Regions from separate parts of the Homo sapiens genome. Here regions 1 and 2 are each linked to region 3. A link is an interaction called in ENCODE POLR2A ChIA-PET data of the cell type or tissue named here. Cell type or tissue: CD4-positive, alpha-beta T cell. All regions are shown on one strand. Links, peaks and the distances in the headings refer to the core of each region. The heading gives the core; the rest is flanking DNA. Region 1 holds the start of ZNF595 (zinc finger protein 595). Region 2 overlaps ZNF721 (zinc finger protein 721). Region 3 holds the start of ZNF141 (zinc finger protein 141).

Region 1 (7,181 bases), core at 1,482-6,481, 290 kb before region 3:
TAAAATATTGTAATTAAGCTTACAGATAATTTTTAAAATATATACATTATGACTAATATACCAAAATTATTTATATGTACACATTTATATTTAATACCCAAAGAAAATTTACTACCACATTGCTACAGTAGATATTAACCTGACATGTTTATTAATTGATCCTATAGGTATAATTATAGGTCAGCATAATTTTACAGTCTATTCTTTTATTTTACTAAATTAGGAATGCCACTATTCCCGGACAAATAAATGCAGGTGATGTGGCCACCCAAGAATCATAGTAGCTCTTCAGTTAGCTATCTTGCAATCTCTGATATAATTCTACTATGTGAATAGAGTGAATTCCAATTCTTCATCAAAAAGTGCTGGTGGAGGTTGTCAGGTGTGTTCCAGTATAGATTCCCAATCCAACGGCCGGCAGATGGGAGAGCAGCAGAGATGGAAATTCTGCTCAGAATAAGCCCTCTTTCTCATAATACTTGTATTTCTCATGCTGAGAGTAGCTGTGCACTTTTGGTGTTTAGAGAAGAACTTCTTTGGAAGAATATTTTCTGGTCAATTTGACCAATGTTACATGTAATCTGAATTTGTCTTTAAGATTCTTTCAACCTCTTTTCTTCTCTCAATACGGTTTTACTCAGACTGAGAGCTGTCTTTCTCTTCAATGCTTTGGGAATTCAGTGCTTTGTGTCTAAGCCCTATTAATATCACATGGTGTCTGTGAGTGAGGGGGGCTGTCACCGTGAGAACTCCTGGAGCTGCTCTATCTAGATCCATGCTATGTATCCAGCAATATTCTTTTTGTGTCAGTATTATAAATAGAAACTGAGGCTGAAACATTGCTCCCGTTTCCCTTATTGCAAAAGTGCAATTCTACCCAAGAGCCCTGCAGGCTCTCCTCCTGCAGCTCAGGGACCCCGCTCTGTAATGTAAAATGTGGGGACCCCACTCTCTAATGTAAAATGTGAGCTGCCAGCTGTGGGCTGTGCCTCAGTGGTAGATGGCAGGGTTTGGGAGAGGACACAGGCCACCAGGAGAGGGCAAGCAGAATTGCTGCAGCCCAGGGCTTAGTGAGTAGGGATCCATTGCTTTGAAATATAAATAGCCGGCCGGGCGCGGTGGCTCATGCCTGTAATCCCAGCACTTTGGGAGGCCAAGGCGGGCAGATCACAAGGTCAGGAGATCGAGACCATCCTGGCTAACACAGTGAAATCCCGTCTCTACTAAAAATACAAAAAAATTAGCCAGGTGTGGTGGCGGGCACCTGTAGTCCCAGCTACTGGGGAGGCTGAGTCAGGAGAATGGCGTGAACCCGGGAGGCAGAGCTTGCAGTAAGCCAAGATCGCACCACTGCACTCCAGCCTGGGCGACAGAGCAAGACTCTGTCTCAAAAAAAGAAAAAAAAAGAAATATAAATAGCCAAGATGATAGTACCCTATCTCACTCTTTCTGTACGAGATGGAGGGTGACTTAGAGCCACTTAGAGCCACTTACAGCTGAAGGTAAGGTAGGCTTACCTGCAACAGGCACCTGGCTCTAAGTTGCAAAACTGCCTCCTATCATGATGTTGGAAGTTTATTTTTTCTTTGCATATAACCAACCAGCATACACAGAAGGCCTCCCCAATTACCAGGTGAGTTTAAGATGAACTATGTATAACAAATGGTTTGTACAGAAGGGAGGCAGGAGAATGGGGTATGGAGGCAGAGAACTTAAGGCCAATTTGTGCTGACTTCCTAAAAGAAAAAACACCAAGGTCTGGAGGCAGGAAACCTAAGGCCAATTAAGGCAAACTTCCAACAGCTAAACCAAAAGAAAAAGTCCCATCTCCCCACACCTGAATAGCAAAGGATCAAAGGCTACTGTCCCTACAACCCTCCCCTTTCTACCACTTCTCAGGTAGAAAGGGAAAGTGCCTTGGAGTGGCTGCAGGCCAAGCACCTGCATTCCTTCATCCGCATAGCGTGCCAATTCTCCTAAGCCTTTAATTAGCCACAGACCAAATCCTTAATCCATATCAGTGGTAGCTGATAGGGACCTCAAAAGGAGTACTAAAAACCCAGAAAACTTCGTAACTGGGTCCTTGAGCCACTTGCTCAAGCCCATACCCACCCTATTTCTTACCTTAATAAATTTCCGCTTTTGATGCTTCCTCCCTCTGTTTTGTTCCTTTGTTACTTTGTGCATTTTGTTCAATTCTTTGTTGCCAAGGACCTGGACAACTCACACTCACGGCCTTCGTTCTGGGAACAGAAGTGCAGTTAGATGTGGATGCATGTGATTGGTGCTTAAACTCACAGTGCCCCACACCAAAGGAGAAAAACACATAGTTACAGCCTGTGTGTCCAAATTAGGTCCAGATTAGGTCCAAGGACAAATAGCAAAACAAGAAGATTGCCTTTAATCTTTTCCCTCCACTTCTAAACTCTGGAGGACAAGGCTGTGAAGAGATCTGAAGACATGGTGTTCTCTGCTTGTGTGGCCCCAACATTCTTTGTTTGCTGTCTGATATTTGAAAGGAAGAGGAACCTTTGATAGAGGAGGCAGTCGGACGCTGGTTAGGCAGATAGAGAGAGGGCCTGGGGAGAGGAAAAACACGTGTGGGACCGCACCTGCACCACCTCTGTAGCTAGCAGGAAGAAATGTGGTTAAGAACTTCCTCTTATGCCAGGATGTTGCTCCAAAGGGACTGTCCCAACTTAGCACAGGCGCAATAAATCAACCCAAATGTCCTTAACTTGACCCAGCTCATTATAAGGTCATTAACATGACATTAGCATTGTGGTTTTGGCTCTCCTCGTGTAAGTTTCGCTTAGGCACTCATGGGTAATAACCAAAATGGAGTCACTGTGGCCAATCCCAGGCATGCGCAGATGCAACACCCTTAGTGAGGAACTTTACCCCTCCCATTTGGGCAGAACCCACAGAAGACATACTTGTTCTTGCCACATAAAAGACCCAGACCTCAGCCTCATTTCTGGCAACCTGCTTTCAGGTCCCCTCTTGCTTCTGAGAGCTTTCCTTTTGCTTAATAAATCCTACTCTGCCTTGCTCACTCTCTGGTATCCGTGTGCTTCATTCTTTTTGGTCGTGGCACAAGAGTCCCGACCTGGCTGAACCGAGGAGACCACCACACCTCCACCAAACAGCAACTGGGAAACCGTGGTCTTCACGTGGATACTCTCAGCTTGCAGCCCCTGCTCTCTCTAGGGGCACTGTCCCACCCACCCTTGAGCCTGAGGAGAAAAGTTGGTAGAGAGGCTGGTCCCTTACTTCCAGCAGAAAAGAGGTGTTCAGGCCCTCACTTCCCTAAGGGAAGAGAGCCCTCATGGCTGCGCTCAATGTGGCAGCCACCTGCCATATGTAGCTACTGGGTACCTGGAATGTGACTGGTTTGAAGTAAAATGTGCTGCAAACATAAAATACACAGTGAGTTTAGAAGAATTAGATCAGAAATACATAAAATACACAGTGAGTTTAGAAGAATTAGATCAGAAATATACTTTATTTCTAATTATATATCAATCACATATTAAAACAATATTTTGATACAATGAGTTAAAAATTATTACAAACAACTTCACTCTTTAAATATTATTTTTGACGTGGCTAATAAAAACGCAAAATTCACAAATTAATATTTTATTTTTTAAAGGATTGCTTCCCTCTTAAAATCTCAGGTGTCCTACTCAAAAGACTAGCGGCCAGAAGGGTTATGAAATCTAAAATATTAAAATAATTGTCATTATATCACTTCCGTTTGTGAAAAAGTGTGTGTGCATGCATGTGTGCATGCGTGTGTGTGCGCGCGTGTGTGTGCGCGCGTGTGTGCACGTCTGTGTGTAAGTGTATTTTACAAGTGGACATAACCTTACACACAACAAGGTTAAAAAAAACACCCCTGGGCTGCGTCAGGCCAAGCCGGGAGAGAAAGCCCCGCCTGAAAGGGCCTGGAGGCCCCAGCCTGTCACTCTTGCCACATCAGTGGAGTGTATGGTTGCAAATTCTGTTACTCAAGGCCCGAGGGCGGGGATTGGAGTAATATCCAATCAGAGTGTCGGAATGAGAACTGCCCAATCAGGCCCGCAGCCAGAGAGGAGGGGTTGGCTTCCGGGATCTGGCGCGGCGTTTTCCTCTGGCTCCTGCGAGGGCTTGGTTTAGGGCTTCAGCTCTCTGCGTTCTCGGCTCCGGGAGGCCTCGGTGATTCAGCCACAGCCTCTGCCTCCCGTTGCTCTGTGACCTGAGGGTATTGGACAATTTGTAGCTAAGACTCCCGGATACCCTGAAGTCGGGAAATGGTGAGTGTGCGGGGCAGGGCGTCCGGAGGCTGGGGAGGCCTCATCGGAACCGGCGGGAAATGGCGGCGGCGGGACCGAGTCTGCGAACGGAGTCCCCGCTGCCGCCTCTCAGCCCTCAGTCCCCTCCGGTGACGGACCGGGCTCCTGTCGGTCCCCGCACGGCGGCTCTGGCCCAGCCTGCGGCCCTCCTTGTGCAGTTCTGCGCCCGCAGCCCCGCACCTTCCCTGGGCCGCGGGGTGAGGAGGAGCTCATCTGGAAGACGCCGGCGCCCGCGTGCGAGGTGCCCGCCTGGGAGGAGCTGTGGTCCGGGGGTCCGGTCCCTACTTTACCCTGTTCGGAATGAGATCGAGGCCCCATCGAAACAAAGTTCATGTGAGCAAACGGGGTCTCATTAATGGGACAGCGTCGGCCGCGGCTCCTGGTTTGGGGACTGCCAGCGGGTCTTGAAGGAAAGGCTTTTGTGAGGTGTGTGAGCAAGCGAAGCAAATCACCCGCCCGCTCCAACTATTCCACCAGTCCCTTTGCCCTGTGCACCTCCTCCGCGTGGCTGTTCCTGAGTAACATCTTTTAGAATACGCTGGTGTCGGTGCGCACGGCGCTTCTCAGTTCTGTGAGTAGTTCTGCCACATTGCTGAACTTGAGGGTGTGGGCGCCCCTGGTTTGTAGACAGGCGTTCAGAAATGAAGACGGGTGTCCAGAGGCAGGGACTGGCGTCTGCAGCGGGAGCAGTTGTGGGAAGAGCGCTGAGCTTGTGGGGTCTGCGCTGACTCTGGGTGGTGTCGTTAGTGAGTTGCTGGACACCGCGTTGGGGTTGGAGCATTGACTGGTGTTGAGGAAACTCCGCACGTTTTCTGTCAGAAGAAAGACATGGCTGAGCCTGGGCTGGAGAAAGATGCCTGGTGTCTGCGGGAGGCGCGGCCGGGTTCTGCATATGTGCTGTCCCGCTGGGCACTGTCCTTTTCCTCCAGGTCTCCTTCCGGGGAGAGAGGGGACCCAGAACAAAGAGGAAAGGAGTTCTGAGAAACATCCCTTCCCTGCACCCTGCTGCCAGCCCCCACCCAATGCTAGTCCACTCCTGAGCACGCCCACCGGGCATTCGCATTGCCCCACTCTTCCCAGTACAGGATTCCACCTCAGGAATTGTGCCCATGGCAGCTTTGCGCCTAGCGTTTTCTGCCAAAAACACACGCAGTGCCCAGAAGTCTCCTGGCTCATCTCAACCGCAGACCGGATCTACAGCAGGAACCTGCTTCCTTCACCCACCCAGGCTTCCGGACCACCTGATCCTAATCCCTTCTGTCTTTGTAGACATGGAATCAGAGCGTAGCCCTGCCTCGGCCTGTACCTGTGGCACAAACCAGTGCTTTAGTCAGTCCTGCCCTGCTCCCACTCATGGCTTTTTTTTTTTGAGATGGCGTCTTGCTCTGTTGCCCAGGCTGGAGTGCAGTGGCGTGATCTCGGCTTACTGCAAGCTCCGCCTCCCAGGTTCACGCCATTCTCCTAACTCAGTCTCCCGAGTAGCTGGGATTACAGGCGCCCGCCACCATGCCTGGCTAATTTTTTTTTTTTTGTATTTTTAGTAGAGACGGGGTTTCACCGTGTTAGCCAGGATGGTCTGGATCTCCTGACCTTGAGCCCTCCCGCCTCGGCCTGCCAAAGTGCTGGGATTACAGGCGTGAGCCACCGCGCCCGGCCTCCCACCCATGGCTGTTGATAGCTCCTTTCTCTTCTGCTTTTTCCTTCCCCACAAATTCTCTTTTCTGTGTACACGGTGTGCCCAAGTCCATCCCTCAGGTGCCTATGAGAATTCAGACGTTAGTGAGTTCGAAACCAGGCCTTTTGGCCTGGCTGTTGTAGGAGCAAACACAAATTAGAAGAGGCTTAATGCTTTCTCTTTAGAACGAGGGAAGAATTTTTGCTCTTCTCCTTTTTCTTAAAGCATTTAGTTTGAGAACTTTTATATTTAAATATTTTCTCTGCTTCTTTGAAATATATGTAAATCATTTTTATCAGTTAAATAGGTCATTTGTCTTTTTTGGCTCAAAATTGTCTTCATCTGGGACCTGGGAACTATTGCTTTGAAATGTAAATAGCAAGAATATACACCCTATTTCACAGTTTCTGTAGGGGACTAGGAGGCTGCCTTCAGCAGGTACCTAGCTCCACATTGCAAATCTACATCCTGTCACGAAGATGTGGATGTTTATTTTTTCTTTAATGATTAGAAAAAATTAGAAAACCCAGATGACCTCTCAAATTACATGATGAAATTATAATAAATTGTGTATGACAAATGGTGCTTTCAAGGCTTCTACTTGAGAACTAATTATGGTGACTTTCTGTGTTTGCATTTTCTTAGATTGCTTGTGATGCACATCATATTTTGGTTTAATTATACAACAAAACATTTTCTTGCAGTTCTGTTACTGTGGAGACTTTTTTAGGATTGCAGATGATTTTGCTTTTAGTTATATTTTCCACACACTGTCCAGAATTACCAGATGTTATACACAAAATGTCGAGCAGACTTCACTTGAGAAAACATTCTTTCTCAGGATTCCAGTCACAACCTGCAATTGTGCGGCAAAGTGCAGCAAAGTATTTCCTAAATCTGCAAACAGAATGGTCTCTCTCTTGGCATCTACAGTCCTTTCTAGAGCAGTTAAATTTCTACAAAAATAACTTTTCAGGACAGCAGTCAGTTATTTCACCGCCTTCAGTGCTCCTGGCATCTTCCGTTCTGACACTGATTTCAGAGATATGGGGCCCATAAACCTAACCAGATTCACACATACGCATCGATTAAACCTGAGAAATTCTGCTCCCTCCCACCTCCCCTTGCCCACATGCCCACAAACATTTGGCATGGGCCACATTGTGGCC
Region 2 (7,181 bases), core at 956-5,955, 140 kb after region 3:
AAAAGGTTAGATTTTTTTTCCCAAAGACATACATACAAGGTATATGCTGTATGCTGTTAGTGAGATGTAAATTGATAAAATCATCATAAAAACCAGTAAAAAATAAAAATGGACATATCATATAATCCAGCAATACCACTTCTGGTCATACTACCAAAGGAAATTAAATTAACACCTTGAAGAAATATCTTCAGCCCCATGTTCATTGTAGTATTTTTACAATAGCCAAAATATAGAGTGTATATATACACAGTAGAATATTATTCAGCCATAAGAGAAAAGAAAATCTAGTCTTTTACAACATGGATAGACTTGGAGGACATGATGCTAAATGAAATTAGCCAAACACAGACAGACAAAGAAACTGCTTCTTTTTACATAGACGGGTAAATCTAAAAATGTAAACTCATAAAAGCAGAAAGTAGAATGGCGATTGTTAGTGCCTAAGGGTGGGAATATGAGATGTTCAAAGAGTATAAATTTTTAGTTATAAGTTGAATAAGTTGAATAAGGAGAAACCTAAGGAGAAACCTAATGCTAATGTACATTAGCATTAGATTAGCAAAACAGTATTCCATTTATAATTAATAATACTGTAATGTATGCTTACAATTTGCTAGGACACTAGGCCTTAAGTGTTCTTATTACCAAAAAAATCATGATCTATATGAGGTAATAGATATGTTGATCAACTTGATTATATTTTACTTTACAATAAAATATATGCATATATTACAAAATATATGCATATCAAATCATTACATTGTACACATTAAATATAGTTAAACAATTTTTATTTAACAGAAAAATCCATGTCACACAAACACAGATGAAGAGTAAGTCCTCACTTAATGTTCAAAACAGGTTCTTGAAAACTGCAACTTTATATGAAGCAATGTTGCTATATACCAAACATAACTCGTTTGTATCAATTAAACTTTGCTAAAATTATTATTTTTTGTTTTTTGGTTTTTTTGAGACGGAGTTTTGCTCTTGTCTCCCAGACAGGAGTTCAATGGCGCAATCTCGGCTCACTGCAACCTCTGCCTCCCAGGTTCAAGTGATTCTCCGCCTAAGCCTCCCAAGTAGCTGGATTACAGGCACCTGCCACCATGCCCAGCTAGTTTTTTGTATTTTTAGTAGAGACAGGGTTTTGCCATGTTGGCAAGGCTGGTCTCAAACTCCTGACCTCCTGATCTGCCCACCTCAGCCTCCCAAAGTGCTGGGATTACAGGCGTGAGCCACTGCACCCAGCCCTAAAATTCATTTTCCTAAATGATATGTTGCTTCACTTACAGTTTCTGAGAATCTATCAACAATGTTAAGAATTTACTATACACATATATAACTTACATAGCTGTGTGTGTGAGACACACATTTTTATATAGATATATCTCAAAAGACATTCTACAAAAATAGAAAATAAAACTCAGAGGGAGTATTAGGAATTATGCATTAAAGTTATCCTCACCTAGGGAGACCAGGTTTCTGTAGTTCTCCAACATCACATCTCTATACAAATTCTGCTGGGCAGGGTCCAGGCATTTCCACTCTTCTGGAGAGAATTCTATGGCCACATCCCTGAATGTTAAGGGTTCCTGAAAATACATATGTATCAAGTGACAGAGTTCTTAATTTGACTACAGGTGAAATGTGTTAAGAGAACCAGTTCTGACATGTGACTGACTGGGATTATCTGATAAAACAACTTTCAACACAGTAATGTTCTCTAAAGTATTCTATAGCTCTGCGGAAAAAGGAAGGCATTCCAACAGTTTCTGTTCCTGCAATAAAAATAATGGGCTACACTGACCTGCCCCTACCAAAACCAAGCAGAGTAGGCCCTGTGACCTCCTGGAAAACAGGTTGAACTCACCTCTCATGAAAATATCTGGAAGTCCTCATGCTTGACCTTGGCCTTGCTATAATATGCGAGGAACTTAATTTAAAAAACAGAAATGTTTCCACCCAGAACAATAGACAGGATGTGAGGGGAGGGCACAGGTGATGATTTCACTTCACTACGGGAAGACTGGGCTGAGAGTCACTTAGCTAAGCACTGTCTCTCAAGCTTCAATGCGCATATCAATTATTTGATGTTAAAGGCCTCACTGTACCAAAATTTTGCAGGTTTGAAAAGAGTCCATGAGTTAGCGTCTTTTATCAAGTCTCCTGTTAACGGTGATGCTCCTCCACCTGGACCCATTATAGTACTACTCGGCTAGAGAAAGCAGACACAGCACACAGAGTCCCTTACCCCAACACAAACGCTTTTCATCCCAAGACAAGACCACCAATCATCATCCTGATGCCACTCGGGAGCAGCCACGCGGAGGAGGCGCACAGGGCAAGGGGACTGGTGGGAAAGTTGGGGCGGGCTGGTGATTCGCTTCACTTCCTCACACACCTCACAAAAGTCTTTTTTTTCAAGACCCGCTGGCAGCCCCCAAGCCACGAGCCACAGCCGGCGCTGCCCCATTAATGAGTCCCCGTTTGCTCACATGAACTCTATGTTTTGATGGGGCCTCGATCTCATTCCGTAAAGTAGGGACAGGACCCCTGGACCACAGCTCCTCCTACGCGGTACCTGCGCACGCCGCACCTGGCGTCTTCCCGATGAGCTTCTCCTCACCCCACAGCCCGGGGAAGGTGCAGGGTTGCGGCGCAGAGCTGCACAAGGAGGGCTGCAGGCTGGGCCAGAGCAGCCTTGCGGGGACCCCGACAGGAGCGCGGGTCCCTCACCGGAGGGGACTGAGGACCGAGGGCTAAGCGGCGGCAGCGGGGACTCCGTTCGCAGACTCAGTCCCGCCGCCGCCATTTGCCGCCGGTTCTGATGAGGCCTCCCCAGCCTTGGGACGCCCTGCCCCGCACACTCACCATTTCTCAGCTTCAAGGGTGTCGCGAAGTCTTAGCTACGAATCATCCAATACCCGCAGGTTACAGAGCGATGGAGGCTGAGGCTCTGGCAAAATCACCGAGGCCTCCCTGAGGTGTGGAAGCAGGGAAGTGAGGCCCTAACCGAGCTCAGGCTGAAGCAACAGGCCAAGGCCGCCGAAGATCCCGGATGCCGCCCCCTCCTCTCAGACTGCGCGCCTGATTGGGCAGTTCTCAGTCAAGCGCTCTGATTGGATATGGGTCCAGGCTTCACGCCCTCAGGCTTTGAATGACAGAAATTGTGACCATACAATGCACTGAATGAGGCAAGAGTGACAGACTAGTACCTCCAGGCACTTTCAGGCGGCGCTTAATCTCTGTGCTAGGCTTGGCTCTGCACAGGGTTCATTTTAACCTTCTGGTGTGTAACGTTACGTCAATTTATAAATTGTGCACGCGCGCGCGCACACACACAGACACACTTGTTCACAAATGGAAACAATATAGTGACAATTATTTTAATATTTTACATTTCATAACCTTTCTGGCCTGTGGTGTTTTGAGTAGGACACCTGAGATTTGAAGAGGAAAGCAAACCTCTAAAAAATAAAATGTTAGGCTGAGCACGGTTGCTCACGCCAGTAATCCCAAAGCTTTGGGAGGCCGAGGTGGGGGGATCACGGGGTGAGGAGTTCAAGACCAGCCTGGCCAAGATGGTGAAACCCCGTCTCTACTAAAAAATATAAAAATTAGCCAGGCATGGTGGTGGGCGCCTGTAATCCCAGCTACTCATGAAGCTGAGACAGGAGAATCGCTTGAACCTGGGGGGTGGAGGTTGCAGTGAGCTGAGATCGCGCCACTGCACTCCAGCCTGGGCGACAGAGTGAGACTCCGTCTCAAAAAATAAACAAATAAATGAATAAAATGTTGGCCGGGCGCAGTGGCTCACGCCTGTAATCCTAGCACTTTGGGAGGCCGGGGCGGGTGGATCACGAGGTCCGGAGATCGAGACCATCCTGGCTAACACGGTGAAACCCCGTCTCTATTCAAAATACAAAAATTAGCCGGGCGTGGTGGGGGGCGCCTGTAGTCCCAGCTACTCGGGAGGCTGAGGCAGGAGAATGGCGTGAACCCAGGAGACGGAGCTTCTTGTTAGTTGAGATGGCGTCACTGCTCTCCAGGCTGGGTGACAGAGCCAGACTCCGTCTCAAAAAAAAAAAGCTAGCTTTATCTAATATGAATTTTTTTAGCCTAATTATTTAGTTATTTTACTTTTGACTGCCTTAGTTCATCAGCAATTGTTAGTAATATTTTGGCCTTTATATTACAAGTCATAATACTCTTTGCAGACTTACTAATATTTTTTTTTACTGTAAACCATCACCCTCTACAGGGAAGTGTTTGCTATGCCCCTCCTAGATTTAAACCTCAAAGTCATAATCTGAGTATTGATCTCTCTCTCTAATACTCATTGTGTTCACAGTATCTCTTAATCAGCAAGCATCTCACTTTGGTCCTAATCTACTTTCTGTGGAACTATGCAACCTAATGCTCTATGGTCATTACTCATACTTCTGGCTAAAATCACCTTCATATGCACTAATTGTCAACAACCTTTTTTTAGCACTCTATAGGCAGCTCCACAACTACTAAAGTCTACCAATTCTTCCTATGCCTCAACCTGTTAGCTATGCATGAATTCCTCTTCATTCAGGGTAGGAATGTCCTACTTGGTCATAGTACAAGAATGGCCAACCTCTTAGTCCCAATATAGCTTCAACTACCACCGAGACCTCACTATACCAAAGCTTCCCCCTACTAACGTGCTATTTCTAACACAAGCTAAAGCAGCCTTTAAAGATTTTCTTAAGCCCACCCCCACCGTTTTAAGCCCCTTGTTCTCCCGTTACCCTTATTGACCTGATTCCTCTATACATCTATGCTACCATAAATTCCAGAATCCATGTGGGTGTATTTGACTGAGCACAATGCAACACAAACAGCACCATTATTGATACTTCTCAAACTTTTTTTTACTTTCATGAAATATTCCCAATACCAAATGAGATTCTCTGGGCCCTTTAAATATTTTAACTCCTGGACCATTCATCCAAAATGATACCACTGAATTCTGCTTCAGTCACCCTTCTTGCAGTCAATCCAACTCATGGTATTGACCAAGCCAGTATGGATTATGCAATAAGTTTCAAGTCTTTCATTCCTTCCAGAAAACCCTTCTCCTTGATACTACTAGACACATGGTCTTCTAAGAAAATAGGACCCATTGTCCTACTCAAACTAATCACCCATGTCTGGCTCCCCTGATAGCAGCAACTGTATTGGCAGAATATCATATATTGGGTAGCCAGCAAGGACACTGGTCAATGTTTGAATCTGAACTTACCTCCTGAATTCATTCTTGTTTTTCAACTGCAGAACTTTACTTCCTCTGGGAAATGCAGGCTTATCTCTGCCTCCCTGCAAACTGGACCAGAACAAACATTCTGGCTTACCTCACCCCTTAAGTTTCCATTGTCCCAGGTGATGCTTCTCTGCTATTACCCTTATTTACCACACCATTTAACAATAATTAACACTTATTTACCCACACCAGATCGACTGAGCAGTTGATCTAATTTCTTTCCGCAATGAGCTTGGCACCACAAGTGCCACCACAGAAATAGCTGGCATTATTATTGCCTCCTCAGCTTACCACAGCCTGTCTCAGGAACTGACTCACAAAATAGAAACCACTGCTCCAACTCTAAGTTACAGCAGCAATTTGATTCTCTCATGGTTGTAGTTCTCCAAAATTGTAGAAGTCTTGACACACTGGCTGCAGCTCACAAAGGAATTTGCCTTATTTTAGGAGAAAAATGCTGTTTCTGGGTTAACAGCTTAGGGAAAGTCCAGAATTAAGTTAGAGATCTTATAAACTAAGCCATCCTAAACACGCCACTGAGAGCTAGTTCTCCCAGGGTGCCACCTGGTTCCAATTCTCATGGCATCTCATTTTCTTGGGATCTCTGGCCTTTTTCTTGTTTGTTTTTCCTCACTCCTTTTTGGGCCTTGTTCACTAAATCTACTAACCAGGTTTGTCTTCTCTGACCTCAGACTACAAGTGGTCCTGCAACAGGAATATTGATCTATTTTCCTCCCTTCTGGACAACCATCTTCCTCCACATTTCCTCTGACACTGCAAGTCAAACCTTCTGGGAAAACATGGAAAGTATCTTTCCCTGACAAAGAGCAAGAGAATGAGACACTGGTGAGTTCCTTTTTTTTTTTTTTTTTTTTTTTGGAGACAGAGTCTCGTCTCACTCTGTATGGGCTCACTGCAAGCTCCGCCTCCTGGGTTCATGCCATTCTCCTGCCTCAGCCTCCCAAGTAGCTGGGACTACAGGCGCCAGCCAACACACCCAGCTAATTTTTTTGTATTTTTAGTAGAGACGGGGTCTCACCATGTTAGCCAGGATGGTCTTGATCCCCGGACCTCGTGATCCGCCTGCCTCGGCCTCCCAAAGTGCTGGGATTACAGGCATGAGCCACCGTGCCCGGCGCATTAATGAGTTATCTCATATCACCAGGAAGTAGTTACAGAAGACCCACAGTGCCCCTAGACTCGAAGATTTTTAGTCTCAACCTATTGAGGAGGGAATGTTAGAGTAAGCCGATAGTTTAAAATGAGCAGAAAAAAGAGCCCCTGGGGAAAGAAAATTTCATGCTCCAAAGACCAAACAAAACATGCATGCTAAATTTGAGCAGAGAGGAGGGGAAATACCTATAAAGAAAGAACACCCTGATACACCCCTAAGAGATATGCGGGCACAATAAATATGGATTTGACCGCTATATGACCTTCCTGGGGTGATAGTAATAAGCAATGCTGCCATTAGATAGGACTGCTATAGATCACAGGAACCCATGCATGTATGTCAGCTGACAATAAGGAAGCATCTCACAGACCTGGGCAGAAACTAAGTGGGGACAAAGGCAAAGATTTACCACAGAAGCAGGAACCTAGACAAAGACAAAGGCAGACACTTAAGACCGATGTGGAAATTTTTTTAAAATGCAAGATAATAAAAACTGCAACACGGAACTCTCAGGGCAGTTTTCAACTGGACCAGCCGACTCCTCTTGTAGTGTACTTTATTTTCCTTTAATAAACTCTCTGCTTGTTTCATTAAATTGCCTCTTGGCTGAATTATTTCTCTCAAGAAGACAAAAATTAAGGACCTTGCACTTCTTGGTAACGTGTTCCTCCTCCCTCAGCTCTTGACAAACACCATTCTACTTTCTGTTTT
Region 3 (7,181 bases), core at 1,386-6,385:
CTTTCAACTACAAACAACATTCTAGAGTTGACAAAATATTTGTATATCCCATCTCTTCTCTGATCTTTATATGCTGTTTGGCTGTGCAAAATAGAGGCTAAAGTCCCATTTTGCAGATGAAAAAGCTGAGGCTCGGAAAGACAAACATCACACACAAAGTTTGGGTCACAACTGGCATTAGAACACAGGACTCTCAAACCAGTGCTTTCCCATCACTAAACCACTCCTAGGGCTAAGAATACATTAAGACTCCAAAAGATAGAGAATTGCTCAATGCATTCCACCAAGATTAGACCTGACCCACCCCAGAAAGCTAAGCCGCTCTGGGGCCCTGGGGTGGAAAACTCAAGAAAAAGAATGATGCCTACATTCACACATCTGAGCTCCAATCCAAACTCGGCCAGTCAGTTATAGAACCTCATTTGCTGAGCCTCAGCTTTTTCTGATATAAAATGGAACTACAGAAGGCTCCAAAAAGATCAGGATAAGGGCAGAACTGCACTCTAAATGCAGGAGTGCCTGGCAGGTGGAAACCACTCACTGACTTTTAGTTTAAGCACATAAGTAATATGTTGTGTTTCACTGTGTCTCCTCCATGGTGTCTGTTTCATGGCTCCAGATCCTGGGGGCTTCTGATCAATCCTTCTGCTAAGTGATGGACGAATAGATGAATGGATGGGTGGTTGAAAGGGTGGATGAAATGATGCATAGATGGATGAATGCTCAGGAGGGCAGAAAGAAGTAAACACAGAGTCAAAATAAGAATGAGGAGATGATTGAAGGATGAAGAGTTGATGCATGAGATAGAGACATGGTCTCCAACCCTCCTATCCCCACACAGCCTCACCAACACCTGCCTTGGGGTAGCAGTGGCACATGCTTCAGATGATGTCCCCAGTCACCATGACATAGCTGCGGAAGGTGCCATAGACCTGAGGCTAATCATGGCTCATGAGAAACGTGCTAAGAGCCAGCAGAAAAAACCCAGCAGCACAATAAAGTCGACGTTGAAACTCTTCTCATCTGCAATGGCTGCCTGGCCAGGCCATAGACTATGCACTCCTGGCAGAGGGGGTGCATGTCATCCAGCATAAACACCCAGACAGGCTCACAGGGAGGGACGAAGCTCTGCGATTGCTGCCAATTGAGGCTTAAAGTTAAAGGGAGAACAAGACCCCCTCAGGTCCAGACCCAGTGCCTGGGCCCACAAGTTCAGATGGCAAGAGGCAGCACACTTCAGTGAACAATTGCACCCACCCACCCACTCACCTTCTCTCCTCACCATCCTGCCTTCTCTGCAGGCTAAGCAGTCCTGCAGGGCATGTATGAATCTGAATGAGAGAGTATGCAGGAAAGAGAGAAGGGAAGATTACCAGGACTGGGCCCCAGCCAAGGATTTGACATCACCTTATTTGCCTACTATAGGGATGAACTAGGTGGTCAAGTGGCCGTATTATTTCACTGTATTAATACAAATACACCTTCCAGCCCTGGGAAGCAGCATACAATTGCCAAGAGACGTTAGAATGCTGCTGGAGGATTCCAGGGTCTCACAGTCTGGATTTTAGAGTCCTGAATTTTAGACTTTTCAAGGACATGTGCTCCTCTGGGGTTCAGGCATAATAGACTATATTTACCGATGGTGACTGTGTGCATGACGCCATAACATGTTACACTATTAACTCACTTAAGGGACTCCATGAGGCAGGTACTGCTATCTTCACTTTACAGAGGACACTGAGCACAGGCAAGTAACTTCCCCATGGTCACACAGCTGGAAATAGCAGAGCAGCTGGGATGTGCACCCAGAGTCTGTGTACTTAGCCACAGTGCAATCCTGCATAACTACAAAACAAACTTATGTGTGTGAGCATCTATCCGCCCAAGCAGACAAGTGTCAAACTACGCGAATGCTGTCCAAGCACTGCGTGAGCATACACTTCTCTGAAAGCGTTCTGCTCATCAACAGGGCCAGCCAGTGACTTTTCTGATCGCTTAATGCACCTATCCAGTCTCTTCACAGGCGGCTCCTGGGGTCTGCCGGGGGTGCTGGCGTCGGGTTGGCCCTGGCGCTGTCCCCAGCCCCCACTCCCCAGGCCCTGCAGCGCCATGAGGTCGGACTCCTGGGCGTGTCCTGGGTTCTGACCCACCCGCGACGCCAGCTGCCCGCGCCCGGAGCGGATGGGCCTGGCCCGGCTCCACCCCGCGGGGCTCCGCGGCTCAACGGGTCGCCCAGGGGCGCGGGCCCGGCTTCGTCCTCGACGGTGTCCGCCCCGGCCCTGGCTAGGCCGACGGCAGCCGGGTCCGGGTGGGGCTCGGGCTCGGGGCGCGCCCCTCCCATCTCTCCAGGGTCCGCGTCCTCGCTGCCGCCAGGTCCCGCCGAGATCCCCGGTGGCCCCGGCTCCAGCGGCTGCAGCGTCGCCATCGCCGGGCAGACCCCGGCCGACCTCAAAGCGACCGCGCGGTGGGGCCGGCGGGGACTGGGGCTGCGCAGCGCGGCCTGGGGTGGGGGCGGCGGGGCCCCCAGGAGCTCCTGGGAACCGAGGGTCCTGGGGCGGTCCCGCCCCGCACAGCTCCGGGTGAGCTTGGGGAGGGAGACACACTCTCAGCCCACCTCGCCCCGCCCGACAGCGCTCCGAGTCCTGAGTCCCCTCACCCCCATTCTACAGACACGAAGGTGAAGCCAAAGACGGGACGCTCACTTCCTGAGAATTTGCTGCCTGCTGCGTGGACACCACCGACCTATTGTTTACAGCGGTCAGGGACCCGCCCCCCAGACCCCCAGGACCGCGCTTCCGGGGGAGGAGGGTGTCCTCAGCAACGGTGACCCGCACCAAAGCCCTCCTCACCGGGGTCACCGCCACAGCCGGTGCGAGGCCCGCAGGGCGCTGGGGATGCGCGACCGACTCCCGTGAACCTGCTCCTCGCGCGTCAGGGAGAGCTGTGCACCCAACTAGGCTCTGTGAGGACGGACTGAGGTCGGCCTGCAGGCTGCGGCCCCGAAGGCAGGATTTGTGGAGAGATGATTCGCGAGCCTTGGAGGAAGGATGGGCTGTGCGTGCGTGGGTGCGTGCGTGTGTGTGTGTGTGTGTCTGTGACTTTTGTATGTTTATGTGAGACTGCGTACGTGCGCGCGTCTGTGTGTGCGCGCGCGCGTATATGTCTGTGTGTGTGCGTGCGTGTATAATTTCTAAATGGACGTCACCTTACACATCACAAGGTTAAAAAATGACCCCTGGGCTGTGCCAGGCCAAGCACGAAGAGAAAGCCCCGCCTGAAACTGCCTGGAGGCCCCCCGGCTGTCACTCTCGCCACATTCCGTGGAGTATGTGGTTGCAACTTCTGTCACTCAAGGTCTGATGGCGGGGAGATTGGAGCCGTATCCAATCAGCGCACTGGAGTGAAAACTGCCCAATCAGGCACGCAGCCAGAGAGGAGGCGGTGGCTTCCGGGATGTGGCGCGGGTCTTTGCGTCTGGCTACTACCAGACCGCGGGTTAGGGGCTTCATCTCTCTGCGTTCTCAGTTGTGGGAGGCCTTGGTGATTCGGCCACAGCTCAGCCTCCGTCGCTCTGTGACCTGCGGGTATTGGATGATTGGTAGCTAAGACTCCCGAATACTTCAGAAGTGGGGAAATGGTGAGTGTGCGGGGCAGGGCGTCCCAAGGCTGAGGAGGTCTCATCGGAGCTGGCGGGAAATGGCGGCGGGACCGAGTCTGCGAACGGAGTCCCCGCTGCCGCCGCTCAGCCCTGGGGCCTCAGTACCCTCCGGTGAGGGACCTGGGCTCCTGTCGGTCCCCGCACAGCGGCTCTGGCCCAGCCTGCAGCCCTCCTTGTGCAGCTCTGCGCCCGCAGCCCCGCACCTTCCCCAGGCTGTGGGGTGAGGAGTAGCTTATCTGGAAGCCGCCCGCGCGGCGTGCGCGATGCCGGCGTGGGAGGAGCTGTGGGAGAAGCTGTGGTCTGGGGATCCCGTCCCTGCTTTACCCTGTTCGGAATGAGATCGAGGCCCCATCAAAACAGAGTTCATGTGAGCAAATGGGGACTCATTAATGGGACAGCGCCGGCCGTGGCTCGTGGTTTGGGGGCTGCCAGCGGGTCTTGAAGGAAAAGCTTTTGTGAGGTGTGTGAGGAAGCGAAGCAAATCACCCGCCCGCTCCAACTTGCCCACCAGTCTCCTTGCCCTGTGCGCCTCCTCCGCGTGGCTGTTCCTGAGTGGCATCTTTTAGAATACGCTAGTGTGGGCGCGCACAGCGCTTCGCTGAGTTCTGTGAGTAGTTCTGTCATATTATTGAACTTGAGGAGGGTGTGGGCCCCTGGTTTGTAGACAGGTGTTCAGAAATGAAGACGGGTGTCCAGAGGCAGGGACTGGCGTCTGCAGGGGGGCAGCTGCGGGAAGAGCGCTGAGCTTGTGGGGTCTGTGCTGACTCCGGGTGGTGTCGTTAGTGAGTTGTTGGACAGCCCGTTGGGGTCGGAGCATTGACTGGTGTTGAGCAAACTCCTCACGTTTCCTGTCAGAAGAAAGACATGGCTGAGCCTGGGCTGGAGGGAGTCGCAGGTGTCCGCGGGAGACCAGCCGGGTTCTGCACATGCACTGTCCTGCTGCGCACTGTTCTGTTCCTCCAGGTCTCCTCCCGGGGAGAGAGGGCGCTGAGAACTTGGAGGAAAGGAGTTCTGAGAAACATCCCTTCCCTGCACCCTGCTGCCAGCCCCCACCCAATGCTAACCCACTCCTGAGCCCGCCCATTGGGCATTCGCACGGCCACACTTGTCCCAGGACAGGGTTCTACCCTCAGGAATTGTGCCCATGGCAGCTTTGCTCCTAGGTTTTTCTCCCAAGAACACACACAGTGCCCAGAAGACTCCTGGTTCATTTTAACCCCAGATCTGTAGCAGGAATCTGTTTTCTTCACCCACCCAGGCTTTTGGACCACCTGATCCTAATCTCCTCTGCCTTTATGGGCTCAGGAATCAGTTAGAGCTTAGCCCTGCCTGGGCCTGAACTTGTAGCACAAACCAGTCCTTTCGTCAATCCTGCCTTGCCCCCACTCAAGGCTCTTGATAGCACCTTTCTTCTGCTCTTTTCTTCCCCACAAATCCTCTTTCCTGTGCACACAGTTTGCTCAAGTGCATCCCTCATGTGCTACAAGAATTCAACGTTAGTGAGTTCAAGACCATGCCTTTAGACCTGCCTGTTGTAGGACCAAATACAAATCAGAAGAGGCTTAATGCTTTCTCTTTAGAATGAGGAAAGAATTTTTACTCTTCTCCCTTAAAGCATTTAGTTTGAAAACTTTTATATTTAAATATTTTCTCTGCTTCTTTGAAATATATATAACTCATTTTAATCTGTTAACTAGGTGATTTGTCTTTTTTGACTCAAAATTGTCTTTAGGACATGGAAACTATTGCTTTGAAATGTGCATAGCAAGAATATATAACCTATTCCGCAATTTCTGTAGCAGAGTAGGAGGCTGCCTTCAGCAGGTACCTGCCTTCACATATCAAATCTACCTCCTGTCCTGAAGCTGTGGGAAGTTTATTTTCCCTTTGAATATTACCAATTAGGAAACCCGGATGACCTCCCAAATTACTAGGTGAAAGTGTAATAAACTATGTATGATACATGGTACTGTCAAGTCTTCTACTTGAGAGCTAATTATGGTGACTTTCTTTGTTTTGGCAGTCTCTTAGTAGACTGCCTGTAATGCACACCACATTTTGTTTAATTCTCTAACAACACATTTTCTTGCTGTTCTATTATTTTGGACAGTATTTTAGGATTGTAGATGATTTTGCTGTTATATTTTCCACACGCTGTCAAGAATTACTAGATGTTATACACAAAGTGCCCACCAGGCTTCGTTTTAGAGAAGAACCTTCTTTCTCAGGATTCCAGTCACAACCCACAGTTGTGCAGCAAAGTGCACGAAGTGCAGCAAAGTGCTCCCCAAAGCTGCAAACAAAATGATCTCTCTATTTGGGATCTACAATCCCTTCTATAGCAGTTTGACTAGATTTCTACAAAAATGACTTTTTAGGATAGCGATCAGTTTTTCCACCTCTTTCAGTGTGCCAATGATCTTCAGATCTGACACTGATTCAGAAATCATGGGGCCCATAAATCCAGCGAGGTTCACACATGTGCATTGATTAAACCTGAGAACTTCCATTCTCTCCCTTCTCCCCTTGCCCAAATGCCCACAAATGTGCTTACCAGCCCTCCAAGTCTTAAATGTGCAGTTCCAAATTCTGAGTTTATGTCCTGGGATTTGAGAGAAGAACAGAACTTTTGTTTGAGAAATACAAGTTCTTTTAATTACGAGACCAAGTGATGTGTTAAAATGAGACCACAGTCCTACCGTTCCCCTCTTTGAACTGTTTGTCTTTTGAAGTTGTTTGCTATTGCCACAAGTGGATATAAATTAACCTAATAATGCCATACTGGACACTATAACCCACACCTTATAGCTTAACAACGTACATAGCCAATCACTAACCAATGTTACTTCTATAAACCAATAAGAATTTCTGACAGCTTTCTATCAGTTCCGTCTGCCTTTCTTTTTGCCTTTAAAAATATACTTGTAACTGCTTCTAATTGGAGTGTATATTCAGGGCAGCTTTATAGTCCAGGGTTGCAATCTTCAAGCTTTGGCCCAAATAAACTCTCTTCTTATATTATGTTTACCCCACCTTTTTCCTTTTAGGTCAAAAAAACATTTTTCTTTTTTTTTTTTTTGAGACAGAATCTCGCTCTGTCGCCAGGCTGGGGTGCAGTGGTGCGATCTCGGCTCACTGCAACCTCCGCCTCCCAGGTTCAAGCAATTCTCCTGCCTCCGAGTAGCTGGGATTACAGGCGCACGCCACCATGCCCGGCGGATTTTTTATATTTTGTAGTAGAGATGGGGTTTCACCATATTGGCCAGGCTGGTCTTGAACTCCTGACCTTGTGATCCACCCGCCTCAGCCTCCCAAAGTGCTGAGATTACAGGCGTGAGCCACCGTGCCCAGCCTGTTTTGTGAGTTTTGATGCCATTATGTGAATGGCTATTCATTGACAGAAGAGAAGTTGTTATTATTTGTATTGTGTTTACCTTGCTAAGAATAAATATTTAGCTTCTAATATAATTGTTCTAGAGAAACATAAGGGTTTTGGTTAAATTCCTTGTTACTGTATGTTATA

Evidence for each region. ChIA-PET counts read pairs that join two places held together with the same protein. Peaks named below come from ENCODE experiments on the same cell type or tissue, not always from the same donor. Only the 100,000 strongest peaks of a DNase experiment are listed, where the experiment ranks them.
Region 1: POLR2A ChIA-PET joins it to region 3 with 21 read pairs; 5 of 35 experiments call an interaction of 5 or more read pairs at or near these places.
Region 2: POLR2A ChIA-PET joins it to region 3 with 40 read pairs; 16 of 35 experiments call an interaction of 5 or more read pairs at or near these places.

Annotation. Positions count from the first base shown.
Region 1 is chr4:49,194-56,374 of GRCh38, forward strand. It overlaps ZNF595 (zinc finger protein 595), which reads left to right and starts at 4,128. Exons shown (of 4, transcript NM_182524.4): 1 at 4,128-4,298. The coding sequence starts at 4,296. It also overlaps the pseudogene LOC105374377. RefSeq lists enhancers at 3,989-4,930, 4,931-5,871. In CD4-positive, alpha-beta T cell, for the core only: no CTCF peak of the experiment used is centred there; no DNase peak of the experiment used is centred there; H3K4me3 peaks cover 226 bases.
Region 2 is chr4:471,104-478,284 of GRCh38, forward strand. ZNF721 (zinc finger protein 721) reads right to left here. Exons shown (of 3, transcript NM_133474.4): 2 at 1,472-1,598. The coding sequence starts at 1,505. It also overlaps the pseudogene ABCA11P and the pseudogene LOC100533735. Among named protein-coding and RNA genes, the nearest start is that of ZNF721, 24 kb to the right of the region's middle. RefSeq lists an enhancer at 2,796-3,035 and a silencer at 3,086-3,305. In CD4-positive, alpha-beta T cell, for the core only: no CTCF peak of the experiment used is centred there; DNase peaks (open chromatin) are centred at 2,598 and 3,118; H3K4me3 peaks cover 2,058 bases; H3K27ac peaks cover 1,054 bases.
Region 3 is chr4:334,350-341,530 of GRCh38, forward strand. ZNF141 (zinc finger protein 141) reads left to right here and starts at 3,465. Exons shown (of 4, transcript NM_003441.4): 1 at 3,465-3,637. The coding sequence starts at 3,635. RefSeq lists silencers at 2,175-2,234, 2,465-2,574 and enhancers at 2,589-3,104, 3,210-4,170, 3,215-3,314. In CD4-positive, alpha-beta T cell, for the core only: no CTCF peak of the experiment used is centred there; DNase peaks (open chromatin) are centred at 2,112, 3,322 and 3,912; H3K4me3 peaks cover 2,735 bases; H3K27ac peaks cover 1,503 bases.